4 separate regions of the Mus musculus genome follow, and regions 2, 3 and 4 are each linked to region 1. Evidence: chromatin loops called from intact Hi-C (ENCODE). Cell type or tissue: left cerebral cortex. All regions are shown on one strand. Region 1 holds the start of Gm32243 (a long non-coding RNA gene). Region 2 has its middle 16 kb from the start of Tfap2a. Region 3 holds the start of Tfap2a (transcription factor AP-2, alpha). Region 4 has its middle 220 kb from the start of 5033403F01Rik.

Evidence for each region. A loop is a pair of places that touch in the nucleus more often than their neighbours do. Peaks named below come from ENCODE experiments on the same cell type or tissue, not always from the same donor. Only the 100,000 strongest peaks of a DNase experiment are listed, where the experiment ranks them.
Region 2: a loop joins it to region 1, with 7 times the contacts of the local background. A loop is called at or near these places in 17 of 42 quality-filtered maps.
Region 3: it touches region 1 in a loop (4-fold over the local background); 10 of 42 quality-filtered maps call a loop at or near these places.
Region 4: it touches region 1 in a loop (3-fold over the local background); 4 of 42 quality-filtered maps call a loop at or near these places.

The regions. Positions count from the first base shown.
Region 1 is chr13:39,642,601-39,650,600 of GRCm38, forward strand. Gm32243 (a long non-coding RNA gene) reads right to left here and starts at 4,752. Exons shown (of 3, transcript XR_382222.3): 1 at 4,431-4,752. In left cerebral cortex, a CTCF peak has its summit at 4,963; DNase peaks (open chromatin) are centred at 4,395 and 4,953.
Region 2 is chr13:40,745,534-40,753,533 of GRCm38, forward strand. No RefSeq gene overlaps it. Among named protein-coding and RNA genes, the nearest start is that of Tfap2a, 16 kb to the left of the region's middle. In left cerebral cortex, CTCF peaks have their summits at 3,705 (motif pointing left) and 7,280 (motif pointing left); a DNase peak (open chromatin) is centred at 3,699.
Region 3 is chr13:40,729,197-40,737,196 of GRCm38, forward strand. It overlaps Tfap2a (transcription factor AP-2, alpha), which reads right to left and starts at 4,599. Exons shown (of 7, transcript NM_011547.5): 1 at 4,474-4,599. The coding sequence starts at 4,524. It overlaps Gm26688 (predicted gene, 26688), which reads left to right. Exons shown (of 3, transcript NR_125899.1): 2 at 4,215-4,584; 3 at 4,826-5,966. In left cerebral cortex, a CTCF peak has its summit at 4,798; DNase peaks (open chromatin) are centred at 576, 1,031, 1,527 and 4,906; H3K4me3 peaks cover 1,486 bases.
Region 4 is chr13:39,179,705-39,187,704 of GRCm38, forward strand. No RefSeq gene overlaps it. Among named protein-coding and RNA genes, the nearest start is that of 5033403F01Rik, 220 kb to the left of the region's middle. In left cerebral cortex, a CTCF peak has its summit at 4,090 (motif pointing right); DNase peaks (open chromatin) are centred at 4,093 and 4,325.

The DNA of each region.
Region 1 (8,000 bases):
AGATGTGGTCCTGGGCACAGCTACGTTTATGTTTTGGGGAAGTGGAGAGCATGTGAAGAGAGAGGAAAGAGAAACTTCCAGTCGGACCTAGACTTGGTGTGGACTCTAATTCTGCATCACCCTGGGTCAGATGCATTGATACATTTCCTTCAATGAGCTCACTGCACTAGTTCCACTCGAGAAAACCCTGATGATGATCTACTTGGGCAAAAAATAAAAATAAAAATAAAACAGTCCCATTGGACATGAAATTTTAATCTGTCCAGCATACTGTTTTCCAGTACAGTAAACCATATAGACAATCTTAGGTTTAGTTATGATGGGTATGACCTTTGCAGCATACAGAGTCACTTGACTCTTGGACTATTCTAACATCTCCTAAGCATGGATGCTAAATCTGTGTGTATATGGAAATTATCTACCTGCAGATTCAGCAAGAGATTTGATGCAGAGAAATGACTGTTGGCTATAACTCTGATTATGTGTTCCTCTTTAAATAGTTAAATACAGCAAGGCAGCGCAGCTCCTCTTGAGCAGAAGGGAATTTCCTAGGTTCTCTGGGTGACCTTAGCTTGCACCAGCTCAAGGATCAGATGGTAGGAAAAACTTAACATTTCCTAAGCTCCGCTTCTGCTCCACCACTGTGTAAGGAAAATATTGACATATCAGATAACGTTGGGTGGGTACCAAAGTTTTGGACTGCACATCTGCTAGGATTATTCTAAGTACAATTACCTTAATCCAAGGGGGGAAATCACTAGTATCATTTTTTTGATCCACTTAATTTAGTAAATTAATTTACAAACCTAGACAATTACCAATGATAACATGAAGGATTTTGTAGGATTATTGCAGTAACTTGAATGAAACTCTGCTGACTTGGAGGTCTTTGCTTTTATATAAACAGGGCTGGCATAGCTTATCTATTTCATGATTCATTGTAAACAGCTTAACCCCATTACAAGAAATACCTGGCTGCTTAAAATTTGTACTTATGAGTGTCAATCAGGGGTTTTGAACTCAAAACTTGGTACATGAAGAAGGAAAAGCTAAAAGAAATGTCTAAATAGAGACTTGTATCCACTAATAAGGTTTTAAACTTGACAATTAGGCCAGGTGCTAAACAAGATGAACGGCCAAAAGTAAGATAAAAGTTGGGAATTTTGGACACATATTTAGATGTTGCCTCGTTGAAGGTGAAAAAAAATATGATTAACTAGATATAAATGCCAAGGTGCTTATTGTTTGAGCTAATTATTGACTTTCTTTTGTATATCCTTAAATATCCTCTAATTTGCATAGTAGTCTTGGCATGTTTGCAATTGTAGAAATTAATTTTAAATATAAAAGTTTCCTCTCTCCATCATCTGTATTTTGTTAATCCATAAAGAAAAAATAATCTCATGACTTAGAATATAAATGTTAATATTCTAAACCCAAAACCACAGAGAAATATGATAGAAAACAATCTAATTGCTTTGAGAAGAGTTATTTATGATGATATTCCTAAAAATTTTATGTTTGAAAATAAACATAAGAATAAAATAATTCATATAAAATCTTCAACCAACAAAGGGTAAATGTCTATCTCATGTCGTGTGTTTAAAAACCAGGGTTTTTATTATTATTACTATTATTATTATTATTATTATTCAGAAATACCAGGACTTAAGTGTATGCCCAATCTATGTTATTTTCCAGTTATTTGTTGCTAATTACATATAATTCTCTGGGCCCTCTTTTTCTCATCTATAAATGGCTTAGTATTTATAAGTTGTATAAAGCCATACATTAGTGCACATGAAATACCTTGGCACATACATGTGCTCTGTGGAGATAGAGGTATTTTGATTAGAGATGTTACTATTAAACTTTATATTGATAGGTCATCAGGAGTAAGTTATGTTGGATAATAATTATTTGTTGTGCTTGTGTTTGTAAGAAAGAGAGAAAGAGAGAGAGACATACAGACACACAGACAGAATAGACATTCCTGTGCCACAGCCAGTATGTGGAGGCCAGAGAATAACTTTAGGAGTCAGTTCTTGCCTGTTTTGGGGATCTAAAGTCAGATTCTTAAATTTGCATGTCAAGCATCTTTCCCTGGGTCATCTCTCTGGCCCCTGATAAGTTCTCATGGGGACACCGGGAAGGCTTTATTTATGGTATTTGAAATGCATTCAGAGTTGCAGAATTAGATGTAGTCTGTTTCATCTTACAGTGACTTTTTTCTCTGCCCCCCTCTGCCTCTGTGTGTGTGTGTGTGTTTGTGTGTTTGTGTGTGAGTTTGTGTGTGTGTGTGTGTTATACACATGTATATATGCTGCTGTTCATCTGGTGCTTAGAAGCCAGGAAGGATGTGGAGTGCCCTACTCTATCACTCTCTGCCATATTTCCTTGAAGAAAAGTCTATTATAGAACCTGGATGTTAATATCTTGTCTAAACTGGCTGACAAGCCATCTCCACAACCTTCGGTACTTCTTAAAATGTTTAACACGTTCATTCCATGTCCCTTGGTGGCCTTACACCAGTGTGCTTCCCTGAACTTTGCATGGTCTTCCTAAAGTCAGCTCTGGACATGGAAATCATAGTTTACAAACAAACTAACGATGGTACTTTAGGAAGGTGACCACTCACAAATAGCACAAAAGTGGCACTTTCCATCTACTTTATGCAAGTTCACAATGCCTCTTCCACGGCGTTTTGAAATGAAACCCCGAATCCACTAAGCCAAAAACCCTTTCACAGAAGTCCGTATTACAAATTGCTATTTATCAATGTGCAAAAAGCCCCTTGCAGATTGGTAAGACAGATATGACTATTTCAAGCAATTGCTGAATGATTTATGAAAGGTCCTAACGCACCTGCTTCCTTGCATTGTCGCTGGCTTGGTGCTTGGAGTGTCCCACAGTCTCTTGTGTGGGGTATACGGCCTGTGCCCACCAGTTACCTTGGATCATCGATAGCTTCCTGGCTGGAGCTTTCCAGTTTGGAGTGTGAACAGGCTTCCCTCAGGGGAGCCAAGCGAGAATATGATGTGACCCTGGAGCATGCAAGGCCAGCATCCTCCTAGCTGGAGATGCTGCCTAAGGGATAAGTGCAATATGACTTGTTGATATGGTGTTGACAAGATTTCTGAAGCTGACAGGCAACCCACCTCACCCGTGTGCTCATGATTCCACGGGCCCTGCTCTGGGCCTTTTCTTCTCGTTCTGAGTGGATAGCTGCTGTGATCTGACACAAGTGTACTTTTGGATTAGCGTGGGTTTTACCAGGGCAGACTGAGAAACCATATACTGCCTGGAAATAAGAGAAAGTTTCTTCCTAGGCGGGATCCATTCTCTGTTCTTTTTAAGTCAAAAACCAAAATGAGTTCACGGGGGACCATAAAGGAAAGCCCCAGCCCTTGGTAAGGTTGTAATTCCCCTGCGTGCGCAACTTCTGATTTTGATTAACGATAACGGCTTAAAAGCAAAGGAGCTTGAAAAGCCCAAAGTGTTATGATGGAAAGAATAACACTATTTTTTTTTAAGGTATAAGTTGTTTTTCCTTTGAAAACCCAATGCACCGTGTAAATAAGGGATGAGAAAGAGGACTCAGTCGCTTTTCTAAAATCTGCTTTACCTTCCTCCGACTTTAAACCAATCCCTTAAAATGATTGACTTTCGACTTTGGTAATTAAACATCCCTGGTAATGTAGGGGTCATGGCCATTGTGAAAAAAGAGATGGCAATGCAAGAGGTATTCCCTTCAGGAGTCCATGAGTCTAAAAGTCAACATAATAACACATCACCGTCTCCAAGGGAGCCCATGTAAATGTGTTACCTTAGCAGTTAAGTGTATAAATGACTTCCTCGCTTATGTAGACTTCTGCACAGCTCTTACATATATCACGCAAATATATATTTACTAGAGAGACCTCAGAACTTTGCTTATTTAAAACAGACATATTAAATAAATTATCTTCTTTCAGAAAATTACATTGGCACTGGCAGAATTAGCCTGTGGTATATTATTTAAATAGATAGTCTATGCGTCCATGAGGGATGAACTTGCTACTTCCATAACTTTAAAAAATGAGTAGGAAGAAAATCAAAATACCCCTGCCCCTAAATCATGCCAACAGAAATTCAGATGCCTTTATGTCATACTAAATGGTTTTCCCCACTGCAAGCAAGCCTCCTTGCAGGGGAGGGGGGAGGGGGCGTTACATTCTACATGTAAGGAATTGTTTTCAAAAGAAAAATGAATTTATTTCCGCAGTATGACACACAAGACATTCTGCCTTAAAATCTCCCCCAAAATATCTAACTCACAGTCAGTTTGTGGAAGACATTCATAGCCAATCACAGACTTGCTCTTCCGTTTGCAAGATGGGTGGACAACGTTGCAGTTCTCACTTTAAAGTGAAGTGGAATATCCCACTCACCTGCACATTGTGTTCTTTTAGTCATATGAGGATGCACCGTCGATTGAAGGAGCTAAAGGAACCTCCGCGCAGAAGTCTATTGGAGTGTTAAGGTAATCACCTTCGTTAGGAGGAATGTAACCCATTCATAGCTTTGACTGTGTGAATGTGTAAGGTTGTATCATGAGAGCTAGAAGGTCAAATCAAGTCCATTCAGAATAAAACCTCACAAATAGACAAATTACTTTGGAAACTGCCCTCTCCCCTTTCCCCTCCCTTCGTTCCGTGTGCTCACAAGTGACCCAGTTTACGAACACGCAAGCTGCTCAGTCTCTCTGGTTTACAGTCCTCTTCAGCAAAGATCACAAAAGCATCAGCACAGAGAAACTGCTGTAATCAGTCAAGTCGGAAGATGACACACTTCTTCGAGTTCTGCTTGCCAAAAATAGGATTTCATCTGCTCTGGATTTTTTCCCCCCACCTGAACCAGTTAATGTAGTAAAATGCCAAGCTTTGAGAGCGCAGGATCGGGGAAGCTGAGGTTTCGGTAGGTGGCGCTTCAACACAGCCCACCTGCCTTGGCTTCCATGAGACTGATAGCTAATACCTGTGGTGCATCAAAGAGGCGCTTGGCCCAGTTTGCTAGCACTGCAGCTAAGCTGAGATCCCAGGCAAGAGATGTCAAATGTGGGGGAAAAAACTATTTAGGGAAGAAAACAAAACGTGTTTGGTATTCGCCTTTACATCTGGGCACATATGTGAACACACATACGTGTTCATATCTGCATTGACTCTGCTTCTTAAGCTCAAAGCCATAGTAAACCGATTTGATATTTTCAATGATTTATACTCTTTCTTTTAGGAGAGGTGGGAAACACACTTGTCAAGTTTCAGTAATTTTAGCTTCTGACTCTTATCTTTGATTGGCTTTCACAGTGATGCCATTTTTTTTTTTATGCCATTTCCCCCTTAAGAAGCCATCCTGGGATATGTTAATCCTTAGTAGTCCTCCCGCCCCCCCCCCCCGCACCCCCTCCAAGATATTTAACTATTTAGATAATCAGATACATGAAATTGCCAGTATTTTCCTGTCTTAAAGAGGAAAAACCAGTAAATGGAGATCTCTCCAGGAATGTTCCAGAACATGGCTACAAATTGACATAGACCGGGATGATTAAGTGGACAATAAGCTACGTGTCATTGGCAAACAGGCATAGATGCCTGGAGAGAAGCACACGATAAAGGGATTCACTGTACTAGGCAAGATCTCCATGGTCCATTGACCTAAAGGTATCTGGGAACCTCACCCCAGAGAAGATGGAAGGGGACAGGAGAGTGGAATAGGACCAACCAGGTTCTACATCAGACAGACCCACAGCAATTCATTTATCACGGACATCATTTCCTCATATTCTGCAGAGAATTGTCTCTGCTATTTCTGAGGATTAAACAATACTCAAATAATGCTTTATCAATCTCTTCTAAACATATGATTTAGAAGAAGATATTTTTTATTTGAAAATACTATAAATAGGAAATTTCCTGAGCTTTTATTTTATTTTATTGATAAAAAATTTTGCCGTTCAGCATACTGTTTTGGAAGATACATACTTTCAAGATACTAGATAGAAAAGCAAATAAATAATTGTTTGCATGACAATTATTTGATATATTTGACTGTATTAGTATGAGCAATAACATATGAAAGAATGGGCTTGTAACTACTAAGAAAATAAAATCACCGAAGGTGGAAAGGAAGAAATAAAAATTGGTTTGTTGCTCCTAGACTATATGCTGTCTGTTTGTTCTGAAATTCATAGAACTTTAAAATGTTAGCAAAATGTACATTCGGGGTTCTGCTATATTTCTGGAAAAAAAAACTTTCAAAGAACGAAGTATAGTGACTTTTAGAATAACCGGTAACTCAAATATCAAAAATATTTTCTCTTGGACAGAAGAACACAAAGAAACTCAATGTCAGCTACGTGCCTGTCCTTCATCTGGATTTCTTGATAGAATTATCACAAATTTAAAAATTAAAAAGAAAAAAAAAACTGATTTGTGAGACCTTCCATTTTTTGGAGCTCAGTCTGCAAAATGCTGGTTCCGGTTTTCTCTTAGAAGAAACCACCTCTCTTCTGCTTCTTCTTCAGGTATTAGTTCTTCTCTTCTTTGAATATTTTTCCTGCGTCTTTCTTATGAGGGAGAAGAAAAAATATATATACTCCAAAATTTCACATGTGCGTCATTTGAATATGATGGCAGCCATTGCTTCGTTAACTTTTCATTACAGTCTGGAGGTTAAAGAAAATGACCACCATCGGTTCAGCTCCTTGCCGATGCCTTGCCTAAATTCGTTTTCTCCTTTCAGCTTCCTACCCTGCCCCCAATAAAATCCATTTTATTTCCAGCAGAATTCAAGTTTAAAATGCGTTTGAATCCTTCAGGATTTTTTGCTTCCCCCTCACCCCGAAGGTTTTGGGCCACAGAATGCCAACAGAACGGAAGGGATGGCAATGAGGCCCCCTTTGGCATCTGTCAGCCAGGAGCTCCCATCTGGGTCCCTGCAGAGCTCAGAGTCTGGCCTCCTCCCCAGCGAAGGGCCACAAGGCTCCGGAGCCCAGACACGGGAGCATCTGATGCGAGACTGGCCTAATGAAAGTCCAGCATGGGGCTAAATGAGTTTCAACCAGGGCCGGGTGAGGGGCTAATGATGGAACTGCTCCCTGGGCTGCTCGGCGCTGGGATCTTTGTTGGGGCATATGGCAGTTGGCTCTGTGCCTCGCTAAGCGATTTCCTGTTAGATTTATCCCCAGAATGTTCTCTTCCTAGCGTCCCCTCCTCTGGCTCCTTTTGGCCTCTCCTCTTCCCTTCCTCGGTGCTGTGATGATCTCTTGATAGGACTGTTGAGTCATAAATACTTAGTATCTTAAAAATGTGGCCACAAGGACAGAAAGAAAGAAGAGAGAATACCGACAGTTATATCCTCTGGGGTTTTACCTAACATTTGCCGCTTGTAGCTAAAGCACACACTTCTCAGAACCAGAGAGACTCTCACCTTGAAACTTGTTGAACACAGTAATGCTGGCAGAAGTCCTCCTTTCTCTGTGTTTCCCTCTATTTTATGTCCTATTATTCATGCGATATAGAATCTTAGACGTCAAACATAATTCTTTTGCTATCAAATTTTTGATGAATTTAATTTTGATCTATATTCAAGTCCTAGGTAGAATAAGAATAACCTTGATTTTAAAAACAAAACAAAACAGAACAGAACTGAACAGAACAAAACTAGGCTTGTCTTCAGTGGACCTGAAGAGACAACAAATTTAGAGAGGTTCATGCAAAGATAAATTTTGGCTTGGGATGAAGTTTGGTTTGATATAGATATATGAACATCATTGTTTGAATTGTTCTAGGGAAAATGCCTACAATAGCTACTACATCAATATCCAAGTACTAGATCCATTTCATAAATATAAATTGTACTTTTGTAAAATAGGTAACTCATTAAGTATTGATAAAAACTAGTGCCAACTTGCATATTTGAATATTGCTACGAAAGGGCTAGTATTTGAATATAGTATTTGA
Region 2 (8,000 bases), 1.1 Mb after region 1:
TGAGACAGGGCTTCTCTGTGTATCCTTGGCTGTCCTAGAACTTGTTCTGTAGACCAGGCTGGCCTCACACCCAAAAATCAGCCAGTCTCTGCCTAGTCCTGAGATCAAATGCAAGGGCCACCACTGCCCGATTATCTATCTATCGATCTATCTATCTATCCATCCATCCATCTACTTTCTTCTTTCTTCGTTTTTGTTTTGTTTTGTTGTTGGAGGTAGAGTCTCTCTATACAGCTCTGGTTGTCCTGGAACTCCCTTAGTAGAGCAAGTTGGCCTCCAAATCACAGAGAGCTGCCTGCCTCTGCTTTCTAGGTGCTGGGATTAAACACTGGGCCACCAACACCTTGCTGGATAATTTCTTCATATCAGAGCCTTGTTTATTTTCTCAAACGTGGCTTAAAGGACAGCTCTCGGTGCTTGTAGGTATGTTGGGCTTTGTAAAACTAATATTTATGGACAATCCCAAAATGACAAGCCAGATGGTTCTGCGTTTCAGATATAGCTGGTTCTTCAGGGTCTGGGGAGTTTTGCTTCTGTGTGTTTTTAAAAAACATTTATCCCGGGCTGGAGAGATGGCTCAGTGGTTAAGAGCACTGGCTATTCTTTCAGAGGTCCTGAGTTCAATTCCCAGCAACCATATGGTGACTCACAACCACCTGCAATGGGGATTTGATGCCCTCTTCTGGTGTGTCTGAAGACAGCTACAGTGTACTCATATACTTAAAATAAGTAAATAATTCTTTTAAAAAAAATTGATCCCCCCCCCCAATAAAACAGTATTTGATACTTTCTTGGCACCCTAGAGAGACCTTCAACAGCATTGTGCTTTTCTCTATCTTTATTTCAACGTGCTGAGTTTTATTCAGGTTTTTAATTGGCAATTTAACAAAGCCACTGAGGTGAGAGATGTCTGGAGGATGTTCGACAGAGCGTTCTGACATCACCTGTCCCCAAACTTAAACCTTCAGGTTTTGAAGCTCCCAATGTACATTGCATAACCTTTTTAATTAGAAGATTTCAGCCAGGAGGCTGGGAATGTGAGAATTTCATCATTTTCCTTTGAAGAGTGGTGCTCAGAAGAAGGGAAGGGACTGCTTCCCCTCCCCGACCCCAGAGTGATTGAAAACAAATACACAAACCTGACAATTTATACACACTTTCTGACTTGGAGAATTGCTATGTAAAATACGCAAATTATAGGATACTCCGATAATTGTGGTCTTCACCCTAAATAGTTTATTTCTAATTATGAAAAACTGGTTTTCATTTGCCTCAGGAACTTTTAAAGGCAAAGCTGTCTATGACCCTCAGTAGAACAAGGATTTTACAGCAGCATTTGGCTGTTTCAGGCTTCTATTTTAATTTTTTGAAAAATTAAATTCGAATGAAGCTCATACGTTTAATAAAGAAAGAACATGTACTTAAAACAGTCTCCTCTTTTTATTAGAATATCCAAGCAATGATTATTACCATACGAAATAAGTGTGTGCATGTAAAAAAAATACCCAGTTTAAGCATTCCAATTTCATTCAAATATTTAATACAAAAAAAAAAAAAATCCTACGATTTCAAGCATTACTTTTAACATATATAAGTGTTCTTTAACTCTACTACTAGAAACAAGTGGGCATCCTACGGCTTTGGCAACTCCCAGTGTGTTGAAACGCCAGCATGCAATAGGGAAAATTTGACTTGTGGTGTTTGAGGTTAAACAGTGGCTTGGCTCAAGACTCCCAAAGAGACAGAATTCAGTACATTTTCCATAATTTTACCCTGAGGAAGGAGTCATCAGAACTAGACGTTGAGAGCATTAAGGCTTTTATGATAATGCCCCTTGTAAAAATGTGAAGTATGAGTATACTGAGCCCTCTACAAACCTATATGCTGACTCCAGTTCACTCCCATACAGTTATCTGAGAACTACTGAGACTATTAGTAAAAGAGGTAATTGAATGTCCAGACTGGTGGCCGGTCCTCTCTATACACATTTCCTAAGGAGTTAATACATTAGTGTGTATCTTGGATTAAAGATCTGATAAGATTTTTTTTTTTAAACTAATAAATGTAAACTGAGAGGACAGAATGATCAGTGATGTTAGGTAACCATTGCCTATCTTGGTCAGGAAGTGTAAAGAACTCCAAAGTTAATAAAAGGCTCTTTAATGTTGTGTGTGTGTGTGTGTGTGTGTGTGTGTGTGAGAGGCAGAAAGAGAGAGAGAGAGAGAGAGAGAGAGAGAGAGAGAGAGAGAGAATGTGTCCCAGCAAGGAGCTCAACCTCTACTGAAAAGAAAACCAGAAAATGAATGTTACCTAATTAGGCAGACCTATGCCTGCCCGTGTCTTTAATGTGCTGCAAAGAGTCTGGACACTGTGGGGCTGGAGAGTTAGGAACACTAGATGAGGCCACATGTATATCTTTGATCCCAGCACTCAGGAGGCATAGGCAGGCAGATCTCTGAGTTCGAGGCCAGCCTCGTCTACAGAGTGAGCTCCAGGACAACCAGGGCTATACAGAGAAACCCTGTCTCAAAAAACAAAAACAAACAAACAAAAAAACAAAAACAAAAAACAAAACAAAACAAAAAAAAAACACGTGATGCTCTTGCAGAGGACTCAGGTTCCTAGCACTCAGATGGCAGCTCACAATCACCTGTAACTCCACTTTCGGGGTATCTGATGCCCTCCACTGGCCTCCAAGAGCACCAGGCATACACATGGATGCACAGACATTTATGCAGGCACAGACATTCAGAAGTGCAAAAGACTCACATACACAAAGAATAAAAATAAATGTGTGTTTTTTTTTTTTTAAGAGTCTGGACAGAGAACTAATATCTTGTGACAATAAAGTTTCCCTTTCAATGTTGTCAGTGTGTTCCATGCCACCCACTCCAGTCTGCCCAGTCCTCACCCTGGTCCCTTTCCTGCACGCAATCCTACAGTCGTAAGTCTTCTGGGTAACTGGAGCTACAGACGCACACAGCTGTATTAGGCTATTTGTCCCGCCTGTCAGAACCAAGCAGATATAGTAGGAAGGCAGCTGAAAATCCAGTAATCACAATTTGACTGAGACGTACTAGGGATGAATAAGAAACAACAAGAAGAAATGAAATCATTAAATGAGCAAGTGTTTAAAAATTTTTTTTACCAAAAATCCATACGACAAAAATGTGTTAGGACAGTAGCAAAAAGAAATCTTCCCCAAGTTTCGTGATTCTTAAATCTTCACACCATACCGAAGCTCACAATTTCTGTAAGGATGCAATTGAATGTTAGCATTCAAAAGGGGGGCAGGCTTCTGTTTTTAACATTTAGTTATTTACTTTTTTTATTGTGTGCATGTGCTCATTTGTAAAGGTCGGAGGAGAGCTTGCAGAAATCCTGCTTCCCCTTCTATCGTGTAGGCCTCAGGGACTGAATTCAGGTCATCGGGGCTTGGTAGCAATCACCCTGACCTACTGTACTAGCCCGTGGTTCCTATTTCTAAGGCGTGCTTTACACCACTTCTTAGCAGAGGTACATTTAGAAACTGATTGAGCCGTGGCGAAGGACATATCTTCTAAAGTCCTCAACCTCTTGTTGAGACGGACAAACAACAATTAATCTCAGGGCCATCAAATAAACAACCCCAAGACAAACCTCCAATAACTCCTTTCCCTAACGTCTTGAACTTCTGTTGGCCAACGAACTAAATATTTTTCCTAAACCTTTGCTGCCCTCGTGTGTCCCTTCAGAAAACTGACGGATAAAACTAAAGCCTGGTCTTGGACTTCGGGCAGGAGGCGGGCTGGGGGGGGGGGGGGGGCGGAAGGCGGGGCTGTTCCGCACTTTAGGTCCCGTAAACACAGTCAAAGAAACCTGGTAAAGGAGCCATGGTCAGGAAGAAGGACCAGAGAAAGAATGTGGAAATGAGGAGGGAGGGTCTGACTTTTGCCACGGGCTTCTGGGATAATCCTGTCCTGCCTCAATTCCTTTGTCCCAAATTCTTCCAACTTGAAACCAGTAGCAACTGGTAGGAGGAACAGGGAGATCTGCTCTGAGGTCTCATCTAGCTCTTAGACTCAGTCATTCTCCTGGAGGGTAATAAAAAAGGAGTTTGGGAAAACCCAGTTACCCGTCTCTAGCCAAGCCATCAACTTAAAGGTCAGTGTGCCAAAAGCTTGTGAATGCCCTTCCTGTTTCTTCATCGGAATCCATGACCTCCGCTTTCTGTCATCTTGGCAAACCTGCTCCAGTTGTCCGAATAGCTCTGACGAGAACGACTTCGGTTCTGTAAATGGCCAACCATTGTGCTCTGTCCCACAGTAACTTAAAAATAAAAACGGCCTTCTGTGGCTACAGGAGGAGTGAGGAGGAAGTTACTGTCGCTCCCCATTCCTCTCAGGGTTTGTTTTGTTATGAAGTAGCCAAGTGTATAAAGAGGAGATAGGAAAGGAACCTCCTTTGCCCAAAGGGATGGATCTTGGCTTAAGCGTCACACATTTGGGCAAGTGAGATGGTTCTTTGGATAAAGGCTCATGCAGCCAAGCCCAGCCACTGGATCCTGATCCCGGGGATCCACATGGTGGAGGCAGAGGCAGGCAGATTTCTGAGTTCGAGGCTAGCCTGGTCTACAAAGTGAGTTCCAGGACAGCCAGGACTATACAGAGAAAGAAACCCTGTCTCAAAAACAAAAAACAAACAAACAAAAAAAGACAGACTCCAGCGAGCTGTCCGTCCTTGAAGCTCCACACTGTGCGGAGCTGGAGGCAGCACCTCTGGAGAGCTCTTAGGACAACTCTGTGGGATTTGTCCTCTCTTTCCACCTTGGGAGTTCAAGAGATCCCCACCAGGCATGGCAGAAAGCATGGTTACCCACAAAGTCATCATTCCTGCCCCTGACAAGATAAAAAAAGATTCTCACACTTACTGGTTCACATCCTTGTCTACAGGAATTCGGATGCTTCTGGGAAATCCATAAACACACTGAGAGATGGCTCACTGATAAAGAGGAGCACACTGCTCTTCCGCAGCAACTGAGTTTGGATCCCAATCCCTATGTCAGGAGGCTTACAGCTGCTTGCAGCTCCAGCTCCTGGGAATTCAATGCATCTGACCTCAGCAGGCACCAGCATTCACGTGCACATAGATCCCCCTCCCCATTTATGTAATTAAAAGAATAAAATAAATCTTTAAATTAGAGAAAAAATGACTAAGGCCAGGGAGAGTATGCAAAGATTCAAGTTTAATTGCTTTAGAGATTGGCAAATTTTTGAAAACTCCATGGTTTATGGCTAGGCCCAGAGAGTGGCACTATTAGGAGGTGTGGCCTTGTGGGAGTAGGTGTGTCAATATGGCTTTAAGACCCTCATTCTAATTGCCTGGAAGTCCGTATTCTGCTAGCAGCCTTCAGATGAAGATGTAGAACTCTCAGCTCCTCCTGCACCATGCCTGCCTGGATGCCACCATGATCCCATCTTGATAACGGACTGAACCTCTGAACCTGTCAGCCAGCCCCAATTACATGCTGTCCATATAAGAGTTGCCTTGGTCATGGTGTCTGTTCACAGCAGTAAAACCTTAACTAAGATACTGGGTCATAAATCCGGTTATGTACAACTTGAAAGGAGGGATGGAGAGGGAGGCAAGGTCTTATGTGTGCCAGGCAGGCCTCAGACTTACTAAGAAGCCAAGAATGATCTTGAACTCCTCATCTTCCCTTTTCCACATTTTAAATCCTACGATTACAAGGCATCCAACACCACATCTGTTTTGGAGCAGTACCTGCCATCCCACGGTTTCCCGTGGTGCCAGGATCGAGCTCATGGCTTCATACACTCTAGACAAGCACTTAACCAGCCGAGCTGGATCTCCACCTCAATATATGCAATTATTAAAGTTATTTTGATTTCCATTTTCTATGTGATTATTATCAACTATTACAGTTATTATAGTTTTTTGTTGTTTTTGTGTTGTTTTGTTTTTGCAACAGGGTCTTAGAAATAGCTCAGACTGGCTCAACTCCTACAGTCCTCCTGCTTCAGCCACCTGAGTGTGCTAGTGTGAGTTACCATGCCCAGACTACATGTGATTATTAGTGATAAAAGCTTAATTGACATTTGGCTTGAGTATATAAATTATTGAGTTTTTACTGTCATTTCAAGACTCTCTGATTGTTCTTAAAACATAACTTTTCATCAGTATGTTTGAAATTCCTGCATTCAAACTTATTTTTTTCTATCTTTAGCTTCTTCTCATTGGTATTATGCGTGTGTGTGTGTGTGTGTGTGTGTGTGTGTGTGTGTGCGTGTGTGTGTATGTGTTCGGGTGTGGGCACATGTAGGGCTGTGGGTGTGGGGGAATAAAGGGAGTGGGAGAGGAGTGCTGCACACTTTCCACGCTGCCCTGGGTGGGTGTCTGGCTGTGTGAAGCCACAGAACCCAGCCCAATTGGGGGTGGACAGGGGGCAGTCCAAGGTCTCTGGGTCTCATGTAGGCCACAGATAACAGGTTCTCAGTCTCAGGCATCCCAGACGTTGCTGGACACCACAGAAGCGCTGAGGACAAAATGGGGTCCCCAGGGGTGACTTGGTCATCCCCAGGGACGAAGGAAGAAGAGGGCAGGGAGAGAGGGGGCACTGGGTGGTTCCCACGCTGGCGAAAGTCCTTGGTCTGGTCCGTGGCTGGAGCGCAGGAAGGTCTTCAGGCAGGAACTTAGATGTGGATCTTTAGGGGAAAGCCAATCCCATCGTTCAAGTATGGCGGGCCTTGATGAGCAGAGATGGTCTATGGTTTTAGAGCTTTATTGTAGAAAGGCAGGGAGAAAGAGAGAAGGTCAAAGAAAGAGAGAGGCTGGCCATGGCCACATGAAGAGAGGGGGGAAGGGAGAGAGAGAGAAGGAGGACTAGAGATGAGAGTAAGAAAAGTGAAAGCTGGGGCTGGAGAAATGGCTCAGCGGTTAAGAATACTGACTGCTCTTCCGAAGGTCCTGAGTTCAATTTCCAGCAACCACATGGTGGCTTACAACTATCCTTAACAAGATCAGGTCTCCTCTTCTGGAGTGTCTGAAGACAGCTATAGTGTACTTACATATAATAAATCTTTTTAAAAAAAAAAAGTGAGAGCTTAAAGAGAGCAAGGAGGGGGCTGGAGAGATGGCTCAGCGGTTAAGAGCACTGACTGCTCTTCCAGAGGTCATGAGTTCGGTTTCCAGCAACCACATGGTGGCTCACAGCCATCTGTAATAGAATCTGATGCCCTCTTCTGGTGTGTCTGAAAACAGCTACAGTATACTCATATAAATGTAATAAATAAATCTTTAAAAATGTGGCTATATAGGCCGGAGAGATGGTTCAGTGGTTAAGAGCACTAGACTGCTCTCCCAAAGGTCCTGAGTTCAAATCCCAGCAACCACATGGTGGCTCACAGCCATCCATAATGAGATCTGATACCCTCTTCTGGTGTGTCTGAAGACAGCTACAGTGTACTTATATATAATAAATAAATAAATAAATAAATAAATAAATAAATAAATAAATAAAATCTTTAAAAAAAAGAGAGAGAGCAAGGAGGGGCCAAACAGCTCCTTTTTTTAAGGTTTTTTTTGTTTTGTTTTGTTTTGTTTTGTTTTTTGTTTTTTTTTTTAGGTTTTTTTAGGTTTTTTTGAGACAGGGTTTCTCCGTTCAGCCCTGGCTGTCCTGGATCTCACACTGTAGACCAGGCTGGCCTCGAATTCAGAAATCCGCCTGCCTCTGCCTCCCAAGTCAAGCGGTTCCTTTTTACTGTGGAGAGGAGCATAGCTGGCTATTGTCAGGTAACTTTTGGGGGCGGAGTCTAGCCAGAATGCCAGGGACTTGGGGCTTTGTCTGTGTGACTGATAGTCACAGAATTATGGAGTTGGGGGCTCTGTGGTGGCAGGCACCTGTCTCTAGGAATGTGGCTCACTGTTCAGTCCCTTGTAGAGTTTTCTACTTGGTCTCCAGAGCAAGCCTCACTCAACCAAAACAGGCTGCCTTTCACAGC
Region 3 (8,000 bases), 1.1 Mb after region 1:
CTTCTATTAATCTCGAGGTGGGGAAAATCATAAACCTTCAAAGACTATTACCATTTCATGACTATTTAAGTAGAAACATGCTTCACACGGAGGCCTTAAGAAAGCGCACGTTTAAATGACTAGCTTAAAGGTTTTAACTGCATGGTTGGGGGGGGGGTCTGTCTTTTCCGCTTCCTCTGTTTGTAGGCTTTTTACACGACAGGATCGTTTTTATGATATGAATGGGGAGTGAAAGACGCCAAGCCAGGGTTTAAAATAGAAAGATTCTGCCGCACCGAGTTCTTTTAAAAAGAAAGAGGTGCACCCCGGAGCGGAGGCCCCCGCCCCTTCCACCCCAGCCCCAAAGGGCAAAAGAAACCCCCGACTTTAGGTTTTTCAATTGCAAGCTGCTTGCAAAGCAAGCCAAGAGTGGCTTCCAGAGAGCGGGAACCTCTCTCCGAGGTTTAGCCGCCAGGCCCCAGGCTAGGGGAACACACCGAGGTGCGCCTTTCACCCCCACCCCAAAAGACGGATTGAACATCAGATATGGAGAGCGTCTCTGGAGCAAGTAAAGACGCAAGGAAATAAAGACGAACCCGGCGAGAAACTGGCCCAAGGAAAGAGCTGCGGGGTAGGTCTGCGTGCACGGAGAGGTCCAGCAGGGACAGGGCAGTGGCGACGCGTTGGATTTGGGGATGGAAAGGAGCCAGAGAAAAGTGGAAAGGGAGATAGGAATGCAAACGGAAAGCGAGGTCCACAAGGAACCCTGGCCAAGAAGCTCAGGATCTCGGGCAGTTTCTCGGCTGCGGGTTTCTGGAACAGAATTCCTAAGGAAACAGGGTTGGGGGTGGGGTGGGACTCACCATAGCTGAAAAACTGTGAACTAACATCTGCGAAGAGTCTGGGGTAACCAGTCAGGGTGAGGAAAAAAAAAAAAAAAGCCAACAACAATAACCAAAGCAAAAAAGCAAAAAGCAAAAAACCACCACGCCTCGAGCACCCGGCTGCCCCGCGGCCCGAAAGAGCCACACACAAAAGGCGCCGAGAGCCCCGCGCCACCCAGGACTCCAGTCACCGCGCGGACGCTGCCGCGAGCGCCGGAGCCCCGCTCGGATCCATCCGAACTTGTACCACCGAGTCGCGCGGCGCCTTCAGCTGGTCGAACCCACGATCTCTATCCTCCCAGGATCGGTTAGGATTTCAGAGCTCTTTAGGAAAAACAAAAAGCAAAAACCACACCACCAACAACAACAACAAAAAAAAAAAAAAAAAAAAAAAAAAAAAAAAACCAAAAAAAAAAACCACCAAAAAAGAAAAGAAAGAAAAACGAAAAAAGTGTGTGTGTGTGTGTGTGTGTGTGTGTGCGCGCGCGCGCGTGTTCCTTAATCCGTGTCTCCCCCTCTTTCCTTAGCGGCGGCTTCACTTCAGCTTCTAATAACCGCGCTGGGCAGCGTTCCTGGAGCCTCCTAATAGCAGATATTCATGACTATTAATATTACACGAATACTTAATAAGGGAAGAATGCCTGGAAATCGAGCGTGAAGCGGAGAGGCAACTCGCGCCGGAGCCGGCTCTCAATGCAGTCATTGACGGGAGTCTCAGTGTAGCAAATCGGAGGTGGGGAGAGGGAGCGCGAGAGACAAAAAGCGAGCGACGGAGGGAGCGGGCGAGCGTGCGGGGGGCCGCGGCGCGGCGTCTGGCGAATCACAGCAAAGGGGCAACATTTTAAAAGGTTGCAGGGCCTGCAAAAGTGAAAGAGAAAGAAGGCGAGAGAGGGAGGCCGAGGGGGTCGGAGCACCGAGAGGGAGGATGTGTCTGCGTGCGTGTGCGAGAAAGAAAGTGTGGGCGACTAGAAGAGAGAGGAGTGGAGAGAGGGAGGGAGGAAGGAGGGAGCGCCCGGGAGGAGGAAGGGAGGGCAGGAGGGAGGGAGGAGGAGGGGGAGGAGGGGGCCGAGCCGGAGCTGCGGAGGGGGAGCCCGCGGCGGGGTGGGGGGGGAGGGGAGAGGAAGCGAAGGAGGACAATCGGACCTAAAAGGCTAGGGCAGACCTCGGGATGGAGCGGGGGTCGCGCGCCGCGGGCTGGAGCTCCCGGGACCCGCTGGCGGCTGCCCACCGAGTTCTGCGCCTGGGAGGTGCTTCCCGCCGCTCTCCGGCCGCGGGATTCTCTGTTGCGCAGCGGGGCCTGGGACTCGGGACTCGGCTGCCCGCTGCCTCGCTGATCCTCCATGGCCCGGCGTCCCGCCTGGGAGCAACCCGCCCGCTTCGCTAACCCTTGTCCTCCGCCTGGTCGCGAGCCGCCTTCCCTAGGACCTCGGAGCCGTGAGCCCGTCGGCTGCGGCTTCTCCGATCTCGGTTGGTCCCCGGACCGGGTTCCGGGAGCGGGAGCCGGAGCCGGAGCCGGGACGCGGCCCCGGGCGCGCACAGACGCGAAGCGGCCCAGCCTGGGCGCCTCTGGCGAAGGCTCCTGGCTCCCTGCACAAACCCGTCGGACTGGCTGGGCCACTCCTGCCGACACCCCCTAGATGACAGAGCTAGCTCTCCCCTCGCGTCGCCACTGCTAGTCGGCCCGCCTGGTTGTCGGAACAAGCGGCACCTCGCCTCTTGCGTGTCCCTGCAGAGTCTCAGCCAAATCAGACAACTCTAAGCCCGCTCGGGAACCCGAAATCTCCGCTCCAGAGCTGGCTATCCCGCTGATACCAAAGTTGTTGAGATTGCCCAGACTTTTTTTTTTTCTTCTTCTTCTCTCCCATCCCGGTCTCATCACACCCCTCTCCAACCCCTCTCTCATGCGCCTTCAGAGTCCCTCTGGGGGGTTCAAGTTCATCTCGCGCCCTACCCTCGAGTTTCCTTTGGTGTGTTGAGCCACACTAAGATTCTTAACGCTTCCACTCAGGGCGCTTGTACCCCGAACTGATTTCGGGGTTCCAAGAAAGTGAAAAAACCATCAGCTAGAGAAGGGAGCCCAGATCCCTAAGGGGGAAAAACTGCTCTTAAAGAGTCACAGTAGAACCTAGCCCTGCCGGCAAAAGTCACCCTTAGTCTAGAAAACAAAGCTGTCTGGTCCTACATGGGGTTCCTGGGCCCCTCTCGGCGCACCACAGGAGTCCCCAGAGAAGCAGGGATATTGGTAGGGATGCCTGTCACCTGGTGTCCCAGGTTGGGAGTGGAGAGGGATAAAGGGAAAGACGGAGAGGAGAAAGGCGAAAAAACCCAGCATTTTAAAAGAAAAGGGGGAGGGAGCGGGTGACACTTCCCTCACGTAAACCCAGTTTCTAATTTCGAGTGAAGTCAGAATTTTTGCCTCTGCGCGCCCGCGAGCAGACGTTTTAGCCGGAACCCCTAGCTCCAAATGCCGAAAGGGGGGGGGGGGGAAGAAAGAAAGACAGACAGACAGACAGACAGACAGACAGACAGACAGAAAGAAAGAAAGAAAGAAAGAGAGAACAGCGAAAGTCAAGGCTACTACAGATTTGGATAATCACGGGCTTCCCACCCCTCCGTCACACCACTCGCTGATCAGCCCCTTTCAGTGGGGTATGAAAAAAAAAAAACCCACACACACACAACAGGCTGAGGCCATCCCTCCCCCACCCCCCGCACAAGCCGTTGGTTCTTTTTTCATGCCTCCCTGACTGTCCCAAAAGTTATGCTCTGAGGCTCTGGGTTTTAAAATGGGTTCCCAAGGGACGGCCCTCTCTCTGATCCCAGCGGACTATCGGCAACTGGAGACGATCGGCTGTCGCCCCAGGATTTTCAGGGTCCCGCCGCTAAGCACTGGCAGGTAGAAGGGGGATCCCTCCCCCGTCCCCGACTCCCAGAGGCCGGTAACGCACCCACACCCAACCACCACCACGGGGTGTGTCCACCCCGAAGCTCGGCGGGAGAAACTCCTTAGAACTTCAAGGACTATAGCAGCTAAAGAGTGACACCAAGGGCTGACGTGTGGGCTCCCAAGCCGAACGTGCTTTACAGGTCAGGGCGAAGTGTGTGCGCCCTTCTCCAAATGCAAGAAGGGAACGTCTTTAGGGAGAAAGAAAAGAATGAATGAAAAAGGGGGTATTAATGTCAGGGAGGGAGTGAAAGGGGGGACATGGTTTTATTTTCTTCCTGCTACTGTAGGCACCCCCAGGATCTCGCTCAAACACACCAGAGTGCACAGGCACGTGCCCAGTTGCCAGCTTTTTTTTTTTTTTTTTTTTTTTTAAATCCAAGCTCTTCTCTTCCTTCCACTCTCAGGCAGAACCAAAAGTAACCAGGAGAAAAGGGGAAAGAGTGGAACACGAGCTTCGAAAGACAAAAGTGAAAGAACCGAGATCCATGTCCACTATCTCCAGCGTCTCCCCTGTGCTATTCGGGCGACATGGAGGGGTGGGAGCTGCGCGGGTGTTAAGTTTGTCCCACTCGCATTTCGCGTGGAGAGAAGGAGGAGGAGGAGAGGGAGGGTCGATCTCCAAGCCTGTGGCCGCAAGGATGACTGAGTCGGCGCCGCGCTTACCTCGCAGTCTTCGTACTTGATATTATCCGTCAGTTTCCAAAGCATTTTCATGGATCGGCGTGATCGGATTTGCCCCTCTGCGCCTCGCACCCCAGCGGAGCTACTCTCTGGGTTAGCGCAAAGTGCGGGCTGCGGGCGGTGAGCAAAAGAGGAGGAGGGGGGGAGGAGGAGAGGAGGGCGAGGAGGAGGAGAAGGGTAGGAAGGGGGAGGAGGAGGTGGAGGTAGAGGAGGAGGAGGGCCAGGAGAAGGGCGAGGAGGGAGGAGGAGAGAAGGGTTAGAGAGCTCCCGTGTGCGCTCGGAGATCTCCCTCTAATGGTAGAAACTTTTCCCTTTTCCTGCTCCTCGCGAACAGCCTAATCGCCTCATTAGCATATCAACAATAGTCCAATTGCTCGCCAGGACCACAATCTGCCGCCGGCCGCTCCGACCCAGGTATAAAGGCCTCTTCTAGCCGCTAACTTGCTCCTAGAGCACTTGCCTGCATGCCAGCCTGCAAGCCCAACAACTCTTCCTAGAGCTCCAGCACCCTCCCTGTTCGAGCGTCCCCTATCCCCAATTTCATCTCTTTCCCCTTCGCCTGTCTTCGGGTCCTGCTAGCCAAAGATGCTTTGGATAAAGCTCTGTACTACGCAGGGTACCAGCGGCGGCGCCTAGGGACCAACTTTTAGTACCCCACCTCCCACTCTTACTACAACCGCCACTATCTGCCTTTCGTCCCCGTCCGATTTTATTAGAAATCATTATCCCTTTCGCAATGAACCGTAGCCACCAAACCAGGACCAGCAAAGTCACTCCAAGAATTTTGCCCAACTAGAGATCGCCTCCGCTCACGGCTGTTACCCCCTCGGGCTGCAGCGCCCTGGGAGTTTTATTAGCTTTGCGCTCCCCCCTCCCCCCAGGTTGGAGATTCTGCCAGCCGGCTCCGGTGGCTCGGTTGGGGTTTGCGATCTCTTAATTGCTACGTGTAAAATAAAAGTTGTACCCTGAAGAGGTTACTCGACAGATCCGGGGGTTAAATGATTTTCCTCCGGTTTGTATGAAGCTGAATCGGACTGACTATTCATCCGGGCGTTTGGACTGTAAGGTTTCCCAGGTGCAACGTGGACAACAACACAGAATTCGGATGGGGATGCACAACCCCTTCTGGAGTGAGCCAAACCGCAGACCCATGAGCTCCTGCGACTCTCCATGCGGTGTCGTACATGCATCAAAATAAAACATTAGGAACCAACTCTTCCTGTGCAAATCGGCTCCAGTTTTCCCAAGATTCTCCTTTTTAATTAAAGAAGGACGCGACCCTTTATGACTTGATGTTACTAACGCCGGCGTTTTGGCGGCGCAATGGCCGGCTGGTGAAGAACCTGAAGGCAGGAGACACCCCTTCCCCAAGTTGGCCACTCCTGACTCCGCCCAGGGGCTTACTCACTCCACCGGGACCCTTCCTCCCTTACTGCAATTATTCTAAAGTAAGATATTAAAAAAAAAAAAACACTAAAGACTTTAATGTGACACTCTGATATAGAGGGATTTCTCTGGCTGAGTTTTCCCACTAGCACTTTAAAAAATATTTTTATCTGTCTTTGTCCTGCTAATTGTGGATCAACGACAGCAGATCTCCTCAGAGACCTCTGGTTCATCTGATTCTTTTTTCTTTGGTTTTTCTTCCTTCTTTTCTTTCTTCTTTCCTTCCCCCCCCCCCACCCCAAATGTCCAGGCCTCCTCGATTTCCATAGTGAATCCCTCATGGGGAAGAAGACATCGGCAAATCCAAGTGTTTGCTAACAGGTGGAAGAAAAGCAAGAGAAGAGAACACCAGCCTCCACTCAAAACTGTAGAGGTGCAATTCTCCTTCCTGAAGACCCTGTCTAAGCTAGAGTCTCTTCCCCGAAAAGCCAGAGACAAGACCAGAGCTGACAAGTGAATTCAAAGTCTCAAGGCCCTGGGTAACCCCTAGAGATGCCTTTCCACATTTAAGTAGCACTTTGGCTGATAGGTGTAGGAACTTGGCTTCCCACTCTGCCCAGGAAAAAAAAAAAAGGTCAATTTCTAAGTAAAGCTCCGCAAGGTTTTTCCCCCAAGCTCAACTGACCTGTAAAAAGGCTTAAAACCTAGAGCTCAGTCTCTGGGAGGGGCCAGCACCTCCACTTTCCCCAGAGGCAGCCACAGCCCGGTGCCCTATGACCTGTAGGCCCGCTCCAAGGCCTCAAAGCAGGGGTTTTTACGTCCTGCGGGCTCGCCAGGGTGCTTGCGGGGAACTCGTAAGTTTCGCTTTCTTTTCCTTCAGTTGTGACCTAGGGGGAAGGCGCTTAAGGGGTTATTTGCTCTCTAACCCGACCCCCCCCCCAATCCCCTCCCCTGTCCCCGCAGCTCAGTGCCGGCGGATCTCTGGCTCCAAATCAGCTAAAGGCTACTAAACTGTAGTTATACTTCCGCCAAGGGCACCATTGACGTGTAGATTGGGCCTGCCAGCTCTGGGCGGCCGCAGTCGCGGCCCCGCAGTGTGGGCGCTGATGAAAGGCTGGGGAGAGCGGGTCGGTTGGGTAGCCCCTGAGCCTGGGAAGCACACGCTTGCCTGAGCTTCATTACCACAACTCGTCTCTTGCAGTCAGTTCTGCAGCTGGGCAGGGGCCGTGGTTCCCTTGGATAGGAGCCTAGAGTTAGAGCTGAGGATACAGGCCTGACCTGGGGGGAATGAACTATACCGAGGCAGGGACATCGGGAGTAACAAAGAAACATGGGTCGGAATGATCTTCTGTTCTCTGATTGTCAACATCCACCGAGATGAGCGATACCCAAGTGGCCAAGCCTGGTAGATCTGTTCCCATAGGTCTCAAAACCACTGGCCCTCAGCCCCAGATCCAGGCCCTACAGCCATTTGCCAACTGTAGGCTCTCCCCGCAGCAGGCCCTGACCTCCAGCCACATCTCTGTCTCTTTTCTTTAGTCACCCCTGGCTTTCAAAACCTAGCCTGAATCCCTAGAGGCCTGGTCCCAACCATAGCCCACTCTAGGCAGTGGGTACCTTCTCCTGCCGATTTCTTTAGAATTTAGCTATAACAGCATCAGGCTTCAGCACCCACAAAGAGTTAGGTACCCAGGGGGTGGGGAGAGAAGGGCGTAGGCTCTAGCGTTTGTGTTTGGTGTGAAACTTTCATCCTTAAACAAAGTCAGTTTAAGTTTGAGGAAGGAATATCATTTAACAGGTTTAACTAGAGGAAGAGTATAAAAGTATTCACTCAACTAATAAAAGTAATAAATATAAGGGGAAAACAAACAGCCAAAGATCTTCATTTCTCCAACTCCAGACAATGTAATGAAGATGACACTCTCAGAACTTTACCCTGAGCTCTCAGGCAAACGGCAGAAAAGCAGCTCAACTCCAGGGCCTTGCCCTGGAAGGAGCAAAGCTTCCAGCTCTGTTTTTTGGTGTTTTTCTTTTTTTGTTTTCCTTTGGGAAGGTAGAAGCTCTTGGTTCAAAATGCCCCTTAGGCCTGTGGCTTAGAGAATGTAGATCTAACCAGGCCTTGG
Region 4 (8,000 bases), 460 kb before region 1:
TATATAAATATATTGCTGAAACTATGAGAGAACACATAAGCAGAAATGGCAACATACAGTCATTTTTACAATTAGGATTATATGTCTTTCTTCCTTATAATGAGTTGAACGTAATACTTAGTAATACTTATCCAGAAACAGTGAAATATCTAGATGTCCAGAAAAATACATTTGTTGGAGTCAGACAGATTTAATATGCCAATAGGAACCTAAAATTTCTTTTTAAAGAAGTCATGTTCTATTTTATGGCAGATTAGCACACTATTACATTTCATAGAGATTTTTTTTTCCTTGCCAAAAATGTTCAGCGAAAGTAGTATTAGCTTGGCTTTAAGCAAACTTTTAAGTCGTACCAGCAAGAGCTGAAGCGATGATAGAATTTGACTCATTAGGCTTTTATTTTTACCATAATACTCTTAGCAAGAGCTAAATATCATTTCAAACATATAATTAAAGTCTTTCAGTAATCCATGCTTTAATATGATTTGAGACGATAAATACCTTCTACAACAACTATCTCACTGCTCCTTTTACTGTTATGGCTTTAATTTTCCACGATGTTTTAATTTTGATACAAATACAACAAAAGTTCGGTGTTCCTACACAGTACCAGTATGTGTTGCCCTGAATAAAATTGGAAAAATAGATGCTCTTCTTGCTCTGGAGTCGAGATCTAACATGCCTGGTTGGACACTGTAAATGCATTGGGTTCCATGTAGAAGTACATTTTGAGTTTTTTCATTTAGGTCTTTATATATCTGGGTAATCTTTACTCGTTGTCAGACCTCAGAGATTGCCTATATCCCAGCAACGCAGGCTGCCTGTGCCACAGCATGAGAGCTTGCTTGTACCATTGCGTGCCTGTGTTAACATCAACAATCTACTTGGACACTGGCCATTGCATCTTTAGTGGATTTCTTCTGTACTCACCTGCAGAATGATGGCCCTCATTGGATCTATTTTTTCCAATATTACACATCTAGCTCTCTAGTGTTGTAGTTAATGTAAGAAAATACTGAGAAAGCTTGAAACTTCTTCCAAGACATACTTCTCTATTTTTTATTCATATTAAAACTTTAGTTGATGAAAGTTGAAACTTCCTTCAAGATTTTTTTTTGCATTTAAGTTGTGTATACTTTTCCCACAAACTTAGTCTAATCACCTACTGTGTGCCAATAAGTCTTAAGATAGTAATAGAGCCCTTAAAATGCCTTTATAAAAAGAAAAAGAAAATAGACTAGTTAAAATTAACATGCAATAAAGTTATTAAGGAAGTTAATGTAAATGTTAACAAACTAACTCAAACTTTTCATTTACCTTTCTGGTTTTCCATAGATACTTTATTGTTTACAATGTAGCTTATAGTTAATATAATAGCTCTATACTAATATAGTTAATAGCTCTAAAATAGCAACAATTAACAGCTATGTCTGGTTGAAATCAGAAAAGAAAGAATGTATTGCTGAGAAAAATGTTTGTGATACAGTCTAGCTGTGCAGTCTTCAGAGAGACAGTATTTACTAGGAGTCATGACACAGCAGGCCCTAAGGACAACTACCTGGGAAACTTTTAGAAATGTAAATCCTAGGCCGCTCCCTAGACCTACTACAGTGCATAGCTTTATGTTAGCTTGACACAAACTCAAGTCATTTGAGAGAAGGAAGCCTCAAGTGAGAAAAGGACTCCATAAAATAGGGCTGTGGGGCATTTTCTGAACTGATGGTTACCCATTGTAGCTGGTGCCATCCCTGGGCTCTATAGGAAATGGTCCTGGGTTCTATAGGCAAACAGTCTGAGCAAGCCAGGGGAAGCAAGAAAGTAAACAGCACCCCTCCATGGCCTCTGCATCAGCTCTTGCCTCAAGATTCCTGTCTGGTTTGAGTGCCTGTGCTGACTTCTTTCAATGATGGACTATGGTATGTTTTGTCATAGCAATAGTAACCAAAACTATGACATTAAGTGAGTCAGAGACTCTGAATAAGTTCAGAAATTAGACTCTAAACCAGGCCTTCCATGGATTTGAAGCTCACACTCATGCCAGAGGTCACAGATGTAGCTGATCCCCATCACGTTGCCCAATGCACAGTCTTCCATATAAAGAAACAGCTATTCCCGTAATCAATCCTGATGTAGCAGTAGTTACAAAGGCCCATGATTTGGTCTGATCTAGGTTGGGCAGCAAGTTCTAGATGCCTTCTATGATATGTCTAACTCTCTAAGGGCTGGGGCCCTATTCCAGTTCTCATGATTATTCTCTATTGTGTCTTACAGGTAGACCTAGTCATGTGAATTTACTCCCATCTAGTGCTAAGGAGAGCAGAATCCATTAGTTTTTAGGGAAGGCAACAGGAATTAAGAATAAGTCAGTGTTAAATATTTTTACCAAGAAGCAAATGAATGACAAGCCAAGGTCATGAATTCATACACAGAGGAGATCATTTCTCTACTTACTCTATTCCATTGTTATTGAATATAAATACATTTGCATAGATGTTTTGCAATACTCAAAAACAATTAACGTGGAAATAAGTCAACATAGGCTCCTACTGGAATATCCAGCATGTTTGTTAATATCCACACTTAGAACTATTTGTCCTTTGATACATAGAATTCTCTTTAAAGTTAAAAGGATGTTTGCTCTGTATTAGGTGGGCCCAAAGTCTTAGTTTATAACTGGGAAAGTTCGACAGTTTTTCCTTATTGTTTTTAGAGGGGGTAGGCTTTCTGTCTTTCAACTCATAACATATAAATACTTCACATTGTTCTATTCTTGATGCCCCCCTCCAAACCACATTTGATAGCAGTTCAACTGTTCCTTGAAAATTTAAATTTACTGCATGTACCAGAGGGGTTGTATTCAAATCATCTTGTGCAACTCTTCGGTGAGCTCTTTGCTACCTCCTGGCTGTCATCTAAAGGAGAAAAGTAAGGCAACTTCTCCAGAGAGAACCGAGATGTTACTGTAGAGATGGCTGGTGTTTTGCAGAAAATTTCCGAGATATCCATCGGTCAAAATATCACTGACCAAATGCTTTTGAAGTGTTCACTCCATGGAGAGTACAGGCCCAGATATCATGCAGAAGCAGAGGCCAAAACAGTGCACGTGGTTGCACTTGTTATTATTCGTGGTAGCTTTGTGTTTGATAGCTTCTTCATTTCTAAGTCCATTTTTCAGTTGTTTTACCAAGATGTATTTGAAAGTTCAAAACCTGTATCTATAGCATAGAGGTTGAAGGCTCTTCATGTTCACCATGATGCTGTCATAAGAATAAAGCTAACACACTTGCTTAACACTGCAGGGGGTCTCTACATCTGTCCTTTGTAGATCTCTATTTTCTTGACTGGGTGTATGGGGAGTTATACAAGTTTCAAGATGCAGAGAGTGTGTAAGTCCTATCCATTAAACCTATAAGGTGGGAAAGGAAAGAATCATTATTTCCCTGTTAAAAAATCAACAGGAAATTGGAGTCTTTGCAATCACCAAACACATCCTCCAAGCCATGAAGCCTTCTCTAGTTAACCGAACCATGCTAAAGACCAGCTCTCTGGGATTCTATTGTAGAATTTGCACTATTTTCTGAAGTCCTTACTAACTAACTGACCAACCAACCAACCAACCAACCAACCAACCTAATTCGTTGAAATTCTGGTTAGCTGCCAAAATCCCATGGTTAGAGTTTACAGAACACATCAACATTGATGGAGTCCCCATCCTTCAGCTTTGTTTTTTGTTTTCCTACAGTTAAAGCAGGAAGATAAGGATTCTCGGGTAAGACCTCTTGAGCTGTTTTTGTTTTCTCTTTAGATCTTTGGACTATAGTTCTTCCAAAGGGGGAACTATAATGCTTGGAATTTTTTTTTTTTTGTAAGAAGATCCTACATGAGATGTGCTTTCGTTCTTTGTGCAATGTATATGAATCTACACAGTGGGGGAAAGAAAAGCAGCATTGTCCTCAAACAGAGCAACAGTGAAACCTAATTGTCAACCAGATTTGAAAAAGAAAGTCCAGGAAAAATGTCCAGGCCTACAAATGTGCTTGGTGTATCTCTTTTTCTCAGAACACTGGGCCTCTGACAGTAGATGGCAGTGTGAGATGGGGAATTTGAGACTTGGCAGTGATTTTTTTTTTTTTCTTGAAATAAGCCCGGTAAAATACTTTCTCTTCTTCTCTTTCTTTCTTCCATTCTTTTTAAAACTTGGAACCACTAAATTGAGTTTTCAGGCAGAGTTTTGTCTGGGTGCCAAGATCCCACCCTGGAAGGCTCTGGCAACCTACAGGTGAGGCTAAGCAAGGGTTCTGTTTGAAGTGGGGCTGTTGCCCTGCTCAGGAGCAAGATGGGAAGTATGTGTGCACAATTTATTGTCATACAGCCAAGCTAACTGCCACTCAACAGTCTTGGCAAGTCTGTACACCTCCCCGGTGAAGGCAGCTCCCCTCCCCTTCATGTTCCTCAGAAATTCATGCTGTTTAGGCCTAATACACAGAAGCCTTGATAAAGCCAAGGCACCAAAGCAGCTTCAGGGTTTCACTTAATCTTCACTCTCCTCAACCCCTTAAAAAATCTGAGGCAGGGAGAGAGGGGATTTCCAAATTGAAATCCGAATTAAATTACACTAGAAAAACGGTCACTGGATTTGAAATCATCCCTTTCCCAGTGCTCGCTCAAGTCAGGGATCCTACTCAGAAACTCAGAAATCATGAAACATACGAGCATATTAAAGCTGGTTATAACGTGTCTTCTTTAATAGTCTTAGTGTATTGGCAGGATGTGGAGTCTCTACTCACCTAGACTTGTGCAGAGCATCGTAGAAATAGGCTGTGTTTTAAACAGGATAGGGATAACTTAAACTATTTGATTTGCTAAATGATTCAGTTCATAAAAAGAGATTAATTTAATTAATCATTCTGATAGTGTCCTTACTTCACACGGTCATGACAGGATTTGAAAAGTGTATCTCATCCATGTTCCTGGCTTTAATGATTGTTTTGCTTTCTATTCTTCTGTGACAACTATACTTACTCAATTGTAGATGTCTTCTAGTCTAGTTTAATCTCAGTGCTTGTATGACAAAATGTCCATGGCTTAGCCATGTTAAGCTCCAGTTTCCCAATTGTTTGTTTGGAATAATGTCATATTTACTCCAGAGAGCCTGAGGTCGAGCACTGGTCATTCTGTCCAAATGTGCAATGAATATTATCCATTGGCATCAGGCAGAATTTGAAACATTATTGCTCCCTGTCCCTTTCAAAAATGGTGAATACTTAATCACCCTAGATGAAGAAAAGTCAAACAGGCAAATTTCATACTTAAGATGTGTTGCCTGCAAGAATAAGTGAAAGGAAAATCGAGATTGCCTTAAGATCACTTTATACTTAAGTGAGAAAACAGAATGTTATAGTCAAATCTCACCCACAGCTGGGAGTGTTTGAATATATGCATACACTTTGCATAACCAAGTCAACCAGTGCTTTGGTTACCAGGTGAGGAACAAGACTTTCAGGATGAAGGTAAAAACGGAGACATGAGAACAAACACAGTCATAAGCCACACCTTTGGTTTCATCTCATTTGGTGGGCACCTTTTAACCTGAGAGGCTGGGGGGTGAGAGCCTGGAAAAAGTAGGAAGTCTGGGGATGAAGACACTAACCACTAGCAGGTTGTGTAGCACAGTCCTGTAATCTTAGCACTCAGGAAGCTGATGCAGGGGGAATGCCAGGATTTGAAGCCAGTCTGGGATACAAAGTGAGTTGAAGGCCAGCATGGACTACATAGAAGATGATGTTTCCAAAGAGTATACCAACAAAGCAACGCCCCTAGCAATCTTTGTTTTGTTTTATTTTTATTTTTAGGAAGTTGTCTACATGGGGCCTCTATGTTAACCTGGATGGAGACTTGTTGAAAGATTGACAACCATGTCATGGTTGAATACCAGGATGCTAGGATGCTATTTCTTAAACTCATCACTTTTTACATTTCTGTACTCCCTTAAGTTATTCATTGTTTTATTAATATAAATAAAATGCTTTCCTCTTGTTTTGTGACTTTGACAAATTGCTACATAGCCTTGTGTACTTTCCCCAAGAAAACGGAAAGCAACACTCAGAATATTTCAAGATAAAACGACTTAGTACTCATGGCAGTTACTAGGTCAGTCGTAGGCACTTGGTAGGTCAGTGAATATAGCCAGGTGTGAAAAGCACCTTCCCAGTTAGTAATGATAGAATCAGACAATTATAGAATGCTACGCTTTAAAGAACCCCATAGCAACCAAAATTTCTTTTTCTTTTTTTTTCTGTTGTATATAAATTTTATTTATTTATTTATTTATAGATATTTCCTTTATATACATTTCAAATGCCATCCCGAATGTTCCCTATACCCTCCCTCCACCCTGCTCCCCTACCCACCCACTCCTGCTTCTTGGCTCTGGCATTCCCTTATACTGGGGCATATAAAGTTTGTAATACCAAGGGGCCTCTCTTCTCAGTGATGGCCGACTAGGCCATTCTTTTTCTTATAAAAGCAGAAGGTAATGACTTGATTGAGACTGCTGACATGGGTTCTATTCAAATCCTCAGCAAATGAAACCAGGAGAATACACACAAACATTAGCAAAAGATCCACTATCAAGAGTCAGTTTCTATCCTCCTTTGAGGCTGAAGAATCTCAGGGTCTGTAGTCAGCAAGTCGGGAGTGCAGAAACTTAACAGCTTGGAGCTAGGCTATGTCAGACTTGAGATCCAGGGAAAGCCACTGTTTGGGCTGCATCTGAGGGCAAGTGGAGATTGACAACCAGCTCGAAGCAGTCAGCCATGATGAATTTCCCGAGTGACAAGATGGGTAGATGGAAGATGGGCTGCTTTATTCTACCCAGGATTTCCACTTACTGAGCAATCAGCTTTATTTGGTCCACTGATTCAAAGGAGAACCGGCTAAAAGTATTCTGTTGGGGACATTCAGAGACATAGTTTGTCAGATGTTTGGACATTCCTGGCCCAATCTAGAAGACATACGTTTAATGTTATCTTTATATTGAAGCCTGTGAAACTGTCACCACAGGGGAAGCAGAGTGTCATGGGTGTCCTATATGCTAATGTAAAATGTTTCTGTTTCAGTCCTAAACAAGATCAGGCAGGCAAACATTCTCAATCTTTTGGAATTCTGGTTCGGTAACAGCATTGTAGAACTTTTAGTTCATGGACTTGAAACGAAGCAGATGTGTATGTGAAGGTGTTTCTCTTAAAAGGCCCTATCTGTGCTCTTGAGGTTTGGGCTCAGCCTTTGAAGCTGCATAAGAATGAAACAATGGGCTTGGAACCACCAGGAGAATTGAGATTTAAGTCTGCTTAGACAAAATATCAGAGACAGATAGTGGTTTACACATCATTCGAGATGTTGATGTAGTTTCCAGTATGGGTAGCCATTGGTGATTGGACGCTTGTTTAGTATACAAGTGCTAATCAAGATGCTAGGAAGAACAAAGATGTTTATGAAAGGTACCAGCAAACTCAGCTAGATCCTAGTTTAATTTTTATCACTGTCTAATTGATTCTCTCTTATACAGTACTGGGTTTACTTGAGCTAAAGTTTGAATAAGGCAAAGAATGAACAAGAACTTGGGCTTTTGTCCATTTTATGCACTCACTGCTGTATCTTCAGCTGCTAAAATCTCAAACTACTGGGTCTTACCCAACGTGACACAGGTTTCCTGAGTGACTGGGGAGCACCAGAAGTCCTAAATGTTGATAGTTAGATTAAAAGATTAAAGCACTTACTGTCAGAGAATTGGGTTCCAAGTCTGTGCTTTTATAGTTAGTTTTGATAGTCAGTTTGACAGGATCTGGACGAGCCCAGGAGACAAACCTCTGGGCATGCTTGTAAAGGAGTTTCTCTGGGTTCATTGAGTAACAGTGGGTTAAGTCACACTGTAAATGCAAGCGGGCACCATTCCATGTGATTAGGCTGTGGACTGACTAAAAAGGAGAAGTTATGCTGAG